Regions from separate parts of the Mus musculus genome. Here region 1 is linked to region 2. Evidence: chromatin loops called from intact Hi-C (ENCODE). Cell type or tissue: heart. All regions are shown on one strand.

Region 1 (2,500 bases), 63 kb before region 2:
GTTCCTTATATCATCCTGAGAGTGGGAAAGACAGGAAGGAAGGGAGAAAAGGAAGGAAGGAAGGAAGGAAGGAAGGAAGGAAGGAAGGAAGGAAGGAAGGAAGGAACTACTTTTTAATCTCTAAAAATTTGAAGTTAATTTTTGAGTCTAAAAAACATGCAAATATTCGTAAAGAAAAAATTGTCTGTAGTGTATAATTTCAGTGACTGTCACTACTAATAGAAATTATTTTCAAATTTATTTATTGTTTCTAAGATAAACTAATAAGAGAATTTAAACATAGATCCCCTTTCCCTTTCAAACTGTTTCTGCTCACGTAACGCTATAATCATCATAACATTGATTAGTTAGAGTGCCCATCCTTTTCATATCGTTAGAGTAAGGTGAAGAAGTTGTATAGACTTTATTTATAAAAAAAAATACCCCTTCCTTTCCTTTGCAATTTAGAAATCCTTGTAAAAATGTGTTGGCAATTTAATTAGCATTTTATCAATATTTGTACTAGGGTGTTTCAAGACCCACGAAAACATGAATTTTTATGAGTTAATGTGAAAATAAAATCTACAAAGAAACAGCGTTACCATCTTCAGTCAAATGAAGTAGAGTGCTTTTCAACGACTTCTTTCTAATCCTGACCTTGGTTGTGTGACTTTGACTTTGCTTATTGCCGACTAAGTATCTTGGCAAAGTTCATTTTCTTGGATTGTAAAAAAAAGGGAGAAACAAAGAAGTCTTATCAAACAAGTATATGACTTTGAACTTTAAAATACCTGGTCCACTGGGAAATTGAAAAATATGAGAATTTTAGAATAAAGATTTTTTTCAATGTGATTGCAAGGTCCTCATTCATTTGCATAAGGGGAAAAATATATTCTTGAGAGTCTTCTCACTGAGAACATAAATTAGAATCCATGGACATGTGCAAAATGCACAAAATCCCACTTTGTTACTCCTGTAAGACTTTTGTACTTTAACCTAAGTGCTAATGACCCCCAAATCTATTTCCCAGTCCATATCCCCAACCCCCTCCATAACCAATTAGCTAACATTTCTACCAAGGTCCAGATTCTTGGAAGGATTTAAGGTCAAAGTATTCCAAGCTGAACTCATGGCTTTCTCATCTAAACCCACTCTCCATCCTGCATGCTTCCATTTTCCTAAGATGAACAATCAAAATCGTCCTTGCAACCACAGAGCCTTGGTGTTTCTACACTTAAGTAGTTTGAACCTTTTCTCTCATTTCTGATTAAATTGCCTATAGCCACTCCATTGGCCATCTATTTCCCCCAAAATGTTGTCTATATGATGAGAAAGTTGATTGTAGTACTGGTATTTCATGCCGTTGCTTTCTAAGCACAGTGAGTGCCCATTCAACTTCAGAAGTTCAGGTATCCACATGCTATGCAAGATTGCTCTTACTTCACCCAAAGAATGACCTTGATAAATATTTGCTAAGCCAAGAAGAATCTGATCAGTGAGCATTCCTGTGGTTAGGCAGGGTGTGAAGACAAGAAGTAGGGCTGTTCTGTATCAAAGCACATAAACTAAAAAATGTATCCACAGACATTTGTCAGTTTAATATATCTCTTTGTTTTAGCGAGAGATTGGAAAGAAGGCACGGTAAGCAATGCCCCTGGCACAGACTGATGAGGCAAAACATGAATCAAATATTTTCCAGAAGCAGCGTAGAAAGAGTGGAACCCAACTGAAGATTGTACCTTACCCCAGCAGCACAGCCCAAAGACACAGATCTATGCCTTTCTTCTCACATTTTTCTTTCAAACAACATTCAGCTTTAGGAAAGAAAAATCAAAACCTAAATCCTTGAGACTTTATAAACAGTGAATAGTCCTGGGCAGGCATTTCCTCTGAAGCAGGGAAAAAAAAAAGAAAAGAAATCCAGAGGCCTTTCATCTTCTATTTGTGCTGGACAAACTGTCAGAATCCGGAAAGGGCTTTCGTTTGTTCATTCAGACCTTCATGTGCCTGAGTGCCCAGAGTGAACATTCGCACGCAGAGCTAAAATGCTCACCAGGAAAAACAAGACAAAACAAAACAAAATACCGAACAGAAAAACTGGTGTTGACACACCGAGACAGCATGAGCATGGAAGAGACCTGGCAACCAGGAGAGCTGAGACCAATCAAGAATAGTGGCGAGCAGTGTGTGTACTTATGCTTGGTAATGGAACAGTAGGAGCTGGAGCGTCCTGGATTTTCAGGGGTTTGTCTGTCTGTCTGTCTTTCTGTCTGTCTGTTTGCTTGCTTGTTTTCTGACTTGATTGATTTACATTTGTTGCCAAGCAGTCATAATGTTAGACTAAGCTTCAGTTGGAAGTCTACGAAGGACTTTCTGTTGTGTTATACATTTCAAATATTTCCTCTGCCAACTGTTTTTCCTTTTAGTTTGATCTCCTAATACTTATGTGTCTGTTTGCTCTAAGATACATCCAGAAAATTAGTGCTCAAGATGAAAATAACATAATGCTAAAGTGAATCAA
Region 2 (2,500 bases):
CTGCATCAAGCTCACAGAGCTATCCAGACATGCTGAACTGTGGCCTTAAGAACAGGCTTCTCCGACATTTGTGTTTTGCCAGGGTCAATTTCTAATCCTCATCATTTTACAATCTGTATCTCTCTGGCAGGATGACCTGTGAGCCACAGTCAATCTAGAGACAAAAGATGTTCCTTCTTTCAGGATACTATTTTCTTGTTTTACTGCCCAGACTATCCTCAGTCTACTCATCCTCTTGCTTCAGCCTTCTAATGCAAGGGTTGCAGATGTGTGCCACCACATGCAGGGGTTGCAGATGTGTGCCACCACATGCAGGGGTTGCAGATGTGTGCCACCACATACAGGGGTTGCAGATGTGTGCCACCACATCCAGCTTGAGGATTCATATTTGTCATGCATTCCTCACATTCTTCTTGCACGGGGTCTTAATTTGGTCACCATTTATGTCAGTTCTTCCTACTTTAGGCTTTGGGAAACGATTGTAGAATCTTAATATTTGAATGTCAAGATCGATATCCCTGGTCATAGGAAGGGCTCTGGAGCAATAGGGATTCCCATTCATTGCTTGGGGAAATGCAACATCCTAAATCATCTATGAAAGAGATTTGGTAGTATTGTATAAAAGAAACAGTGTCTGGCAATTATGTGTCTTGATGTTTACTCAAAGGAATTGAAATGTATGTCCAGATAAAAACCTTCCCAATAATACCTATTGGAGACTTATTCATAACTGACAAAACTTGGAGGCAACGCAGTGTCATTCCTTAAGTAAATGAATAAGCCAAGAGCAGCAGGAGGCAGCTGTCAATTCTAAAGACATTTGGGATAAAATACGTTACTATTAGTCTTTCCTACTATTTGTAACCCTCTGACAGAACTTGACTTTGCTAGATCTTAAGAGAAAAACATTTGACTGTGTGACAGAGGTGGGAATTAATATAAATAGAATGTGCACTCTAAATGCCATTTGGGTTTCATCAAGAAGTACAATTCTTGCTTCTTGTTGTTTTTTGTTTGTTTTGTTTTGTTTTGTTTGTTTTGTTTTGTTTTTGACTCAGTGTTTCATTGAGCCATATAACTTAATACTTCTAATGACGAACTGGTGGGCTAATCAAGTAAAGTCTTTATTCCTAGCTAGTAGCAGTTGAGCAGAAGGCTACGGGAAGGACATCCATTACAAAGGGGTGGGCTTGCAGCTATCTATACCTTGGTTTCAGTGATTTCAGAGCTGGACTCAGGGTTGGGTCATTTGAAAGCAACTTAAAGGGAGTGGGAAGCTGAAGCCAAACCAAAATGAGTCATGGAGCAAGTTGGAGATAATGGGGTGAATTCATTCAGTGTAAACTGTTTTGATAAGCCCTTTAGACTTGAAGGGGAGCCGGGAAAGCAAACAGCTTAAGTGAAAGGGGAGCAGACTGGAGAAGGATTATTATTTTTAGGATAAGGAATGTGAAATTGTTTTAAAAAGGAAGGGGAAGAGCCAAGAGAAGAGGGAGGTCTGCGGTGAAAGCAGCGGACATAAGTGAGAGGGAAAGTTCTCAGAACAGACAGGAAGAGGGTGGGGATCCAGAGTGCAAAGGGACGAGCTTATCTATGGGCGCATGTGAAACAGGGTGACAAGAGAGAAGAAGGGTTAAGCTCAAGCCACTGGGAGGGAGGGGATCTGAGGGAAGTCTTGCTTGCTGGTATTTTTCTCCTTTAAATTAGAGAGTTGGCCAACTCTTAAGTGTCAGAAATGTTGTTTAGGCCAGTCAAAATTCAACTAAAATGGTTGCAAATGATACAGAATGGTTGGGAAACGATGTTGATAAAGGTAAGCATGGAGAAGTAGAAGAGGCAGGATACAAAATTTGGTAAAGACCCGGTAGGATTGCACTGAACGTTCCCTACGTTGTTTTGTTTTTTTTTTTTCCTGATGAGTCTAGTGCTGAGTTCCAACTCAAAGTGCTGATGGGTAATAAACCTTCCCCCTTCATGGCCATGAGTGTAGTGATGAACTTGTTTTAAGAGGACACAAAGTGCAGCTGAGAGCATCTGGAATTGGAAATAGATCTGTTTTTTTGTGGCTACACTATTTGCAGTAGGCTCTTGAGCATGCTAAGAAAGCTATCTGAAGCTTGGGTTTGAAAATCATAAAGAGAATACAGGATTAAATGAAACGTGCAGTTCTTTTGATTATTGGAGTATTGTCTTTGTTGTTGCTGGAGTCTATAGGAAAATTCAGAGTCTACAGCAGTGGTTCTCAAACTTCCTGATGCTGTGACCTTTCAATATAGTTCCTCATGTTGTAGTGACTGACCCCCAAACCATAAAATTATTCCATTTCTCTAGAGACTACCATATCCAGGGATCCACCCCATAATCAGCTTCCAAACGCTGACACCATTGCATACACTAGCAAGATTTTGCTGAAAGGACCCTGATATAGCTGTCTCTTGTAAGACTATGCCGGGGCTTAGCAAACACAGAAGTGGATGCTCACAGTCAGCTATGGGTGGAT

Evidence for each region. Hi-C counts contacts between places; a loop is a spot of excess contacts. Peaks named below come from ENCODE experiments on the same cell type or tissue, not always from the same donor. Only the 100,000 strongest peaks of a DNase experiment are listed, where the experiment ranks them.
Region 1: a loop joins it to region 2, with 2.6 times the contacts of the local background. A loop is called at or near these places in 10 of 42 quality-filtered maps.

Annotation. Positions count from the first base shown.
Region 1 is chr3:80,056,113-80,058,612 of GRCm38, reverse strand. No RefSeq gene overlaps it. Among named protein-coding and RNA genes, the nearest start is that of Gm36569, 170 kb to the right of the region's middle. In heart, no CTCF peak of the experiment used is centred here; no DNase peak of the experiment used is centred here; H3K27ac peaks cover 1,560 bases.
Region 2 is chr3:79,993,236-79,995,735 of GRCm38, reverse strand. No RefSeq gene overlaps it. Among named protein-coding and RNA genes, the nearest start is that of Gm36569, 110 kb to the right of the region's middle. In heart, no CTCF peak of the experiment used is centred here; a DNase peak (open chromatin) is centred at 1,415; H3K27ac peaks cover 2,419 bases.